3 separate regions of the Homo sapiens genome follow, and all the other regions are linked to region 3. A link is a contact called in ENCODE Hi-C or POLR2A ChIA-PET data. All regions are on one chromosome and are shown on one strand. Each heading gives the region's core, a stretch centred on a gene start or an enhancer-like site at or near the end of the contact. The rest is flanking DNA. Distances are from core to core; before and after follow the strand shown.

Region 1 (3,423 bases), core at 668-3,167, 140 kb after region 3:
ACCAAAAGTGCCACAGGACCATAGGGAAAGGGCTTCAACTCAGAATGGAAAAAGCAAGGAAAGCTTCCAAAACGAAGGGATGCTTGAACTCAGGAAAAAAGGAGAGGAAGAGTCTTCTAGGAAGGAAGGGGAGACAGGAGAAATGACAGTGGAAAAGCAGACAGGGAGCAGGCCATGACAGACCCCGTATATGATACTGACAAATCTGGACTTTGTTAGAAACCAGAAGGAGGTCTTCAAGGATAGGAGTGCTATGCCAGGCACAGCAGCACATGCTAGCATTCCCAGCTACTAGGAAGGCTGAGGTGGGAGGACTGCTTGAGCAAGACCTTGTCTTAAAAAAAAAAAAAAAAAAAAAAAAAAGAGGCAGAGAGAGCTTTGGTACACACAGAAGGGGAAGAGAAGGCAATGTGACCACAAAGGCAGAGGCTGGAACCACACAGCCACAAGTTGAGGGATGTCAACAGTCACCACAAGCTCTAAGAGTCAAGAAACAGAGTTTCCACTAGAGCCTCTGCAGGGAGCGTGGCTCTTCCAGCACCTCGACTTCATGATAATGGTTTCAAATTTCTGGCCTCCACAATTGTGAGACCATGACTTTCGGTTGTTTTAAGCCACCCAATTTGAGGTGATTTGTTATGGCAGCCTTAGAAAATACAAGTAGAGGCCGGGTGTGGTGGCTCACGCCTGTCATCCTAGCACTTTGGGAGGCCGAGGCGGGTGGATCACCTGAGGTCAGGAGTTTGAGACCAGCCTGGCCAACATGGAGAAACCCCATCTTTACTATAAATACAAAAATTAGCCAGGCGTGTGGCGCATGCCTGTAATCCCAGCTATTCGGGAGGCTGAGGCAGCAGAATCGCTTGAACCAGGGAGGCAGAGGTTGCAGTGAGCTGAGATTACACCATTGCACTCCAGCCTGACCAACAGAACGAGACTCTGTCTCAACCACAACAACAAAAAGAAAAATACAAGTAGATAGGGATACCCCTCTTCATTTGTCATAGCATGGCTAAATTAAAATTGGTAGACTATGAACACAAAAATTCTGCAAAAATCAACAGAAACATTCTATGAGAAATAAATAAATACATGGAACTTAACAATAAAGAATATTGTATATTTTATTATTTATATGAGTTTTAAAAGTAGTAACCAGCAAGGGAATCAATATGCTAAAAAACGTTGGTGATAGAACAGAACATTAACTTTGAGATTTTAGGAAAGAACATTCCCAAGAGGTGACAAGATTCCAGTTTGCTACGTGTATGGTGGCTGAAGTAAAAGAAGAAAGCTAAGGGACCTGTGATGCTTACCTGCAGGACAGATCCCCACCACACCACCATCCCTCACAGTCACTGGTATCTTAAAAAGAGTTCAAATCAATTTCCTTTTTTTTTTTTTTTTTTTTTAAGATATGGGGTCTACATTGCCCAGGCAGTGCTCAAACTCCTGGGCTCAAGCGATCTTCCTGTCTTGGCCTCCTGAGCAACTGGGACTACTGGTGCATGCCACCATGCCTGGCTCAATTTCCATTTTATGAAAGGCAAAATAAGACACCAGTTTCTTATAGGTACCCACAAGAAAACCAATCCTGAAATGTCCAGCGGGCTTTGGATCTGAAAATGACTGACTCATGGACCATCAGAGGAAATAACTGAGAAGCCCGGAGCCAGTGTACATGGGGCTATCGGCAAGGAATGCCCTGGGTTGCAGGCAAAACTTCCCAGACAAGTATTGCACTTGGCTGACCACATTCCTGGATGTGGGCCTCAGGTATGCAGGCAAAAAAATTAAAAAGACTTTTGCAATGATCTGAGTCCTGATAACAGACCTACATGGTACTGAGAACCAATCAGATGCCAAATGATTCCTAATAAGGAAACGCCCCTTCTTTCTTTTTTTGTCAACCAGGATGGAGTGCAGTGGCGCCATCAAGGCACACTGCAGCCTCAACCTCCCATGCTCAACCTATCCTCCTGCCTCAGCCTCTGGAATAGCTGGAACTACAGGTGTGCACAACCACACCCAGCTAATTTTTTTTTTTTTTTTTTTTAAGTAGGGACAAGGTATCCCTATGTTACCCAGGCTGGTCTCAAACTCCTGAGCTCAAGCAATCCTCCCACCTCAGCCTCCCAAAGAGCTGGGATTACAGTCGTGAGCTACCATGGCTGGTGAGATAAGCCCTTTCAAGGAGTCAGCAGAATGTTCCGTTCTCCACCCAGCGTAAAACTCCCTGTTTGCCTGGCATCCGGGTACATGGAAAGTAGAATGAAGAATAGTGTTATTCAAAGTGTGGACCAGTGCCAGTCTACAAACTGATCAAAGACAAGATAAAGACAATGAGTCAGAATGTAAATCAATACATTACTTCCTTCATTAAGAAAATCTTGCTATGAAAAAAAAAGTATCAGTTAAACTAAACAGTGTGCACAGATGATTTTCCATTACTGGTGTGCAAACCACACTTTGAATAGCAATGGTGTGGACAGCTGCTACTCCACCTATGCCCAGAGAGCTTCATGCATGATCTAACTCTACTCCACAACAAGAAAAAACCACAACAGACCATGCTGCTCACACCTCCATCTCCCACCCCTCTGGGTCCTCACCCAAGACAAATAAAACCAGAAACGTTTTGGCATTCTGAACTCCCTTTTCCCAGCATTACCAATATTTGATTGGCACACTTTTGCTTTAGATAAATGAATGTTGGTGGTTACGCTATGGCCCTAGCTCAGCTATCTCCTGTAATACGTTAATTTAATTAGCCCAACTCACGATATTTCAGGGAAGCTCACTCCACACCGTTTTCTTTTTCCTTTAATGAAACACAGTGATCTCACCCAATCTATATGAACCTTCTCATTCAACTGTATCCCTAGTTATGCCAGGGTCCATTTAAGTCCTACACCCTCCAGCTTAGAGTGTTCAGACATAAACACTCTGCACCTAGCTCTTAGTAAGGCTGGGTTCATCTTAGCTTTAGGGCCTCAGCTAAATGAAATTTTATCTTCCGGGATAGGCTTTCCCTAACCACCTTATGTTAGCTCCCTCTTATAAAGTCTCCATTAAAGAACCGTACATAAAACTTCATAAAACTTTCTTCAATGTTTAATTATGCTTTTATTTTTATGTACCTGGTTGGTGTCTCTTCCACCCAATGAACTATGAAGAGAGGGCAGGAAGCATGTCTGTTTCACTCATTATTGCATTACTGTACACATCTCTAACACAATGCCTGGCACATAGTTAATACTCAATAAATATTTGCTAAATAAGTGAATTTATTACTAGGTCAACAACTTAGAAAGCACAGTTTTCTAAAGAAAAACTATTTGAGGCTGGGTGTGGTGGCTCACAGCTGTAATCACAGCACTTTGGGAGGCCGAGGCAGATGGATTGCCTGAGGTCAGGAGTTCG
Region 2 (3,459 bases), core at 958-3,457, 170 kb before region 3:
TAATGTACTGCAAACTAGTGTTCCTGTATTATTAGGTTTTTTGCCAAACTCTCTTAGTTATTTTCACTTGAATATTCTTCCAGGCAAACTTTAGAAAAAGTTTATCAAAGGGAAAAGAACAAAAAACCAAAAAAAAAAAAAAAAAAAAAAACAAAACACTGGCATTTGGGTTAAATATATAAACTAATTTGGGAAGACTAAAATCAGTATTTCAGTGAAGACAAATGAGTGATGTATTTCTAAACTTTTTGCATATCTGAAAATGACCTTTTGTTGGTTTCAACATAAATGACAGTGAGCTGGGTACGAAATTCTTCAGTCCCAGTCTTCCTTCTTCCAATTCTGAAGACAGTCTTCTATTATTTTTGTTATATATTTGTTATGTATTTATTTATAACACACTTATCTGTTTCAATTATCCTGCTTTCTTGCTTGGGTACACTTACTATTCTTAGGCTGAATCCTTACCTCCTTTTGTCAACAAAGATAATTTCCACCCCACCCCATTTTAATCTCTTTTTTCCCTTGCATTCTCAAGCTACTCACTACATCACTGATTCTATTGTCTCCACTGAGACTGAGTCATTCCATTTGTGTCTTAATATATAATTCTGCTCTTAGTTTTGTTTTTCTTACTTGGATAAGCTGAATTTTTCTTTCTTTTTTTTTTTTTGACATAGAGTCTTGTTCTGTTTCCCAGGCTGGAGTACAGTGGCACGATCTCGGCTCACTGCAACCTTCGGCTCCCAGGTTCAAGTGATTCCCCTGCCTCAGCCTCCTGAGTAGCTGGGACTACAGATGCCCATCACCACGTCCGGCTAATTTTTGTATTTTTAGTAGAGACAGGGTTTCACCATATTGGCCAGGCTGGTCTCAAACTCCTTGATCTCAGGTGATCCGTCCACATCGGCCTCTCAAAGTGGTGGGATTACAGGGGTGAGCCACTGCACCTGGCCATAAACTGGATTTTTATTTCTCCCTTCATCTCACCCTGTGATCTTATGGAAGTTGTTACTAGTTCACGTATATTAAGTCTTCTTATATCTTTCTCGGGATACTAAACTGATATCCTCTAAAATTTTCTGTTTTCCCAGAGAAAACAATTTTGAGAGATATTTTTCCTCTGAATCTTCAAAGTAAATACTTTTTCCTGAGCTGAAACTTTTCATTGGCTCCAAGTAATTATTAGTTGTTTTGCTGAAATTCATCCTTTCATTTAGAGGGATCTATCCAAGGCTGGCATTTACCACAATAAGAGATGCCTAAAGTAGGCTGGGTGCGGTGGCTCACGCCTGTAATCCCAGCATTTTGGGAGGCCGAGGCGGGCGGATCACGAGGTCAGGAGATCGAGACCCTCCTGGCTAACGTGGTGAAACCCTCGTCTCTACTAAACATACAAAAAAAAATTAGCCGGGCGTGGTGGCGGGTGCCTATAGTCCCAGCTACTCGGGAGGCTGAGGCAGGAGAATGGCGTGAACCCGAGAGGCGGAGCTTGCAGTGAGCTGAGATCGCGCCACTGCACTCCAGCCTGGGCGACAGAGTGAGACTCCCGTCTCAAAAAAAAAAAAAAAAAAAAAAAAAAAAAAGAGATGCCTAAAGTATTTTCAGCTTTCCTCCCCACCCACCTGGGTGACGGCAAATTTCTCATCTCGGAAACAGATGCCCAATATTGTTAGTTACTAGGGAAATGCAAATCAAAACCACAAAGAGGGCCAGGCGTGGTGGCTCACACCTGTCATCCCAGCACTTTGGGGGGCTGAGGTGGGCGGATCATGAGGTCAGGAGTTCACGACCAGCCTGGCCAATATGGTGAAACCCTGTCTCTACTAAAAATACAAAAATAAGCTGGGTGTGGTGGCATGTGCCTATAGTCCCGGCTACTTGGGAGGCTGAGGCAGGAGAATTGCTTGAACCAGGAGGCGGAAGTTCCAGTGAGCCAAGATTGCGCCACTGCACTCCAGCCTGGGTGACGTGAATTCCTTGCTTGAATTATTCACGTGTGTGGTCTTCCATGTAAATAAAAAAAAACCCACAAAGAGATACCATTTCCCACACACAAGGATGAATACATTAAAAAAGCTGGACAATAAAAAATATTGGTGAAGACGTGGAGACACTGGCACCTCATACATTGCTGGTGAGAATGCAGAACTGCAGAGCCACTTTGAAAAGCAGTTTCACAGTTCCTCTAAAAGTTAAACAAAGAGTTGCCATTTGACCCAGCAAGTCCACTCCCAGGTGTCTACCCAAGAGAACTGAAAACATATGTCCGTGGAAAAACTTGTACGTGAATGCTCACAAAGCCATTATTCATAGTAGCCAAGAAGTAGAAACACATCGGGGATGGTGGCTCACACCTATAATCGCAGGAATTTGGTAGGTTGAGGCAGGATTATCACTTGAGCCCAGGAGTTCAAGACCAGGCTGGGCAACACAGGGAGACCTCGTCTATACAAAAAATAAAAAAATTAGCCAGGCATAGTGGTGCGCCTGTCGTCCTAGCTACTTGGGAAGTGGGAGGATTGTTTGAGGTACGGTCTGCAGTGAGCAGAGATCATGCCATTGCACTCTAGCCTGAATGAAAGAGTAAGACCCTGTCTCAAAAAAAAAAAAAAAAAAAAAAAGAAAGAAACGAAACAAGCCAAATGTCTAACCAGCTGATGAGTAGATAAACAAACTGTGTTATATCCATATAACAGAATATTATCTGACCATAAAAAGGTATGAAGTACTCATATATCCTAAAATATGGATAAATCTTGAAAAAATTATGCTAAATAAAAGCAAACAGGCCAGGCGAGGTGGCTCATGCCTATAATCCCAGCACTTTGGGAGGCTGAGGCAGGTGGATCACTTGAGGCCAGGAGTTCGAGACCAGTTTGAGTCTCCACTAAAAATATTAAATACAAAAATCAGCTGGCCATGGTGGCGCACATCTGTAATCCCATCTACTCAGGAGGCTGAGGCAGGAGAATCACTTGAACCTGGGAGGCGGAGGTTGCAGTAAGCGAAGATCTCTCTACTGCACTGTAGTCTGGGCGACAGAGTGAGACTCTGTCTCCGGAAAAAAAAAAAAAAAAGAAAAGTCACAAAGACCACATACTGTATGATTCTATTTACATGCAATGTACAGAGTAATAAACTCTAGAAACAGGTTAGCAGTAGTTAGTAGATTTGTGGTTTCCAGGCATTAGGGGGTGGGGGAAGTGACTGGGTATGAGGTTTCTTTTTATGGTGATCAAAAATTCTGGAATTAGATAGAGATGATTATTGTACAACTTTGCAAATAAACTAAAAAGTACTAACTTGTTTGCTTTGAAAGGATAAATTTTATGATATGTGAATTATATCTCAAGCAGATTTTTTTTATGAAAGAAAAAGCAACTTTAGAAGTCTCAAAGAAAATCTGTTTTTTAAATTTCAGTCTTATTTTGATGTTTACTACCTTCAAGGTAAAAA
Region 3 (3,080 bases), core at 322-2,821:
CCCTCTCTGCGTCGCTTCACACTATCAGAAAGGTTTCCTCAACGCCCGCTGGTGGCTGCCTGTCCACCTGCCACAGTTGCGTCTCCTTCAGTGCATTTACCCACACATGACTTTTGCTGTGCTTTGCTTATTTGTTTCTGCCCATCTTGCTCTACTAGATTATTAGCTCCTCGAAAGCAGGAACTTGATCTGTTTTGTTCATTGTTTAACCCAGTGCCAAGAATTAGGGGGTCAATAAATATCTGCATGACTAGAAGTCACTGAATGGAATTCTATCTGTAAAGTAAGAGCAAGAAAGCAACTTTCTCTACCTAAGAAACACCTGCTTTAAAACTCTCCAGGTTGGCCAGGCATGGTGGCTCACACCTGTAATCCCAGTGCTTTGGGAGGATCACTTGAGACTAGGAGTTCAAGACCAACCTGGCCAACATAGCAAGGCCCTATCTATCTTTAAAAACAAAACAGGCTGGGCATGGTGGCTCATGCCTGTAATCCTAGCACTTTGGGAGGCCAAAGTGGGTGGATCACCTGAGGTCAGGAGTTCAAGACCAGCCTGGCCAATATGGTGAAACCCTATCTTTTCTATAAATAAAAAAATTAGCCAGGTATGGTGGTGCACGTCTGTAATTCCAGCTACTTGGGAGGCTGAGGTAGGAGAATCGCTTGAACCTGGGAGGCAGAGGTTGCTGTGAGCCAAGAGCATGCCACTGCACTCCAGCCTGAGCGACAGAGCGATACTCCATCTCAAATAAATAAATAAATACAAACAAACTAACTAAACAACAACAACAAAAACCTCTTGAGGGCTAAAGTACTGCAGCCCAATTCTATAATGTTAGGCTTTCAGAGCCTGAAGGTTATCTGATGGTTAAGCCAAAATTGATTCTTGAGGAAAATGTTTGTTTTTGTTTTTGTTTTTGTTTCCAAATTTCCATTTTACCAGGAAGCCCCTGAACCAGACTAGGTTGAGGGAGACTCCCTTGAGGAAAAGCTTGCCCCTTCCATGGGAATGTCCTGCACCTCTCGGCGGCCTGTCTTTTGTTGGGCATGCGTCCTGGCAGGCTTGCCCACTTTCTGAAGCAAACATCAACCCGTGGCGCAGCTCAGCAAATCACCTGAGTTTACGTTTAACCTGCCAGAAAGAATGTCTGAGCTCCAGGTACTCAGTAGAGAGTGCCTTGACTGCGCTGCTGTGAGATACTCACAGGAAGCTCTGTTGGGGGAAATCACATTCAATGACTGCTTGAAGTGGATTTAGTTCACCCACTGACCCACTGGTGATTGTATGTACTAAGTCAGATCATGCAAGAATCCCATTTCCAAACCACATTATTTTGGCCCTGCAGCCTTGCTGTTTCTGAATTGGCTTCAGTTCCAAGTGGTGGGACTGCTCTCACGGACACTATGATAAACAGCCCCAGGAAGCCTCCTTGGGGCTCTCTCAGGACACAGCCCATCGAGTTCCAAGGGGTCCTCTCTGTGAACCTCCCCAGCAGCTGTCTGTACCGTCCCACGCAGCACACCAGCCGGCCCTCCCAAGGCAGTTTCTGTTAAGGCAAGGGCCTCATTATCTCTCTCATCTCCTCGTTCTCTCTTAGACTCAACTTCCTCATGAACTTCCTTTTTCATTTGCTTGTACTATATTTTTGTAAGTTGTCTCAAACCTTTTAGGGAGTGAAGTTGCATACTATTAAATCCACTAACAAATTAATGGTTTCATAGAAACTTTTTTGTATTGCAAATGGAAAATATATTTATCTTCCATTTATGTTTTTAAATTGTTGTAAAATAAATATACCATAAAATTTACCATTTTAACCATTTCTGTGTGTACAGTTCAGTGACATTAAGTACATTCACAGAAACTCTCTTAATTAACTTCTGTGCCATTAAGCTGCCAGGTGAACTGATGCTTCCCTTTTCCCCTGGCCAGGATGTCACCGATGCCCACAGCCTGCCACAGCTCGGGGCTGGTAGGCTCCTCTCGATTCCTGCACGTTTCTGCTTCTGACACTGCTTCTACCCGGAGAGTTGTGTATTTACCAAGAGTCAGTTGTGTGATTCTCAAACATACTTATGTAAGTTTTGTTTGTTATTATAGTCATGTAATTTAATTAGTTTAAACAGATGAAATATGAGTATCAAAAGAGAGTGGCTGTTTTTATGAAAATGCAGTTGACTTTCAATTTATGCATAGCAAGTTACGTTTCTGAGAGTTCTGTAACAAAGCAGCGAGACTTTTGGGAAAAACCTTCAGGATAGTCCCTGAAACACGAACAGAAAGAATATTACTTACTTGCCACCTCCAACATCACAGGATCGAGGGCGTCCTGACAGGGACTGAATCTGAGAAGAGACAATGAAAGCTGGGCTTACTCGCTGTAAAGCCAAATTCAAGTTTTTGAAAAGTGTCTTCGTAAGGACCTTGAGGCTCTAGTGGGCGCAAGTGAGAGCTTGCGTGTCGACAGAGTCCTCACACAGCAGCCTTTTAGGTTTTGGCATGACTTTTTTAAACTCAAACTTCCAGGCCTAAGGGAGGCATAATATTAATACATTTTCCTAATTTGATGCCTTATCAATTTACCTTCTGGATTAACATTAAAAGACCAATGTTTTACACATAGAGCTTTTTACGGAGTTTCACTCTTGTCATCCAGGCTGGAGTGGCAGTGGCACATCTCAGCTCACAGCAACCTCCGCTTCCTGGGTTCAAGCGATTCTCCTGCCTCAGCCTCCCGAGTAGCTGGGATCACAGGCATGCACCACCACACTCGGCTAATTTTTGTATTTTTAGTAGAGACGGGGTTTCACCATGTTGGCCAGGCTGGTCTCAAACTCCCGACCTCAGGTGATCCACCCGCCTCGGCCTCCCAAAGTGCTGGGATTACAGGCATGAGCCACTGGGTCTGGACGACATAGAGCTTTTAAATAAACATTTCTTTTCCAATTGGCTTGAGAGGAAATGAAATAAATAAAAGAAAAAAGCAGGGTGAAAAAAGAAATGAATGTCAGAAGAAACTAAGCTATTTCAACTAGAATATAAGCTCCAGACGGACAGGAATGAGTATTACAAATCCACA

Evidence for each region. Hi-C counts contacts between places; a loop is a spot of excess contacts on that map. ChIA-PET counts read pairs that join two places held with the same protein, here RNA polymerase II (POLR2A). Pooled maps may share reads with other maps.
Region 1: a loop to region 3 is called in a map of left ventricle myocardium superior, with 2.4 times the contacts of the local background. The contact joins two enhancer-like sites. A Hi-C loop is called at or near these places in 1 of 168 maps with a recorded cell type or tissue (left ventricle myocardium superior). POLR2A ChIA-PET finds 5 or more read pairs at or near these places in 3 of 52 experiments (A549, A673 and activated CD4-positive, alpha-beta T cell).
Region 2: a pooled map shows a loop between it and region 3 (2.7-fold over the local background). The contact joins two enhancer-like sites. A Hi-C loop is called at or near these places in 2 of 50 pooled maps. POLR2A ChIA-PET finds 5 or more read pairs at or near these places in 2 of 52 experiments (WTC11 and activated T-cell).

Annotation. Positions count from the first base shown.
Region 1 is chr15:90,478,210-90,481,632 of GRCh38, reverse strand. All of the region lies in intron 26 of IQGAP1 (IQ motif containing GTPase activating protein 1), which reads right to left. Among named protein-coding and RNA genes, the nearest start is that of CRTC3, 50 kb to the left of the region's middle. Within about 2 kb of position 1,917, at least 8 of the 41 ENCODE cell types and tissues checked have a DNase peak (open chromatin) inside an H3K27ac peak, as active enhancers do.
Region 2 is chr15:90,785,164-90,788,622 of GRCh38, reverse strand. All of the region lies in intron 14 of BLM (BLM RecQ like helicase), which reads right to left. Among named protein-coding and RNA genes, the nearest start is that of BLM, 70 kb to the right of the region's middle. Within about 2 kb of position 2,207, at least 5 of the 41 ENCODE cell types and tissues checked have a DNase peak (open chromatin) inside an H3K27ac peak, as active enhancers do.
Region 3 is chr15:90,619,007-90,622,086 of GRCh38, reverse strand. CRTC3 (CREB regulated transcription coactivator 3) reads right to left here. Exons shown (of 15, transcript NM_022769.5): 9 at 2,297-2,346. CRTC3-AS1 (CRTC3 antisense RNA 1) reads left to right here. Exons shown (of 4, transcript NR_120372.1): 4 at 1,934-2,078. Among named protein-coding and RNA genes, the nearest start is that of LINC01585, 40 kb to the left of the region's middle. RefSeq lists an enhancer at 1,232-1,281. Within about 2 kb of position 1,571, at least 5 of the 41 ENCODE cell types and tissues checked have a DNase peak (open chromatin) inside an H3K27ac peak, as active enhancers do.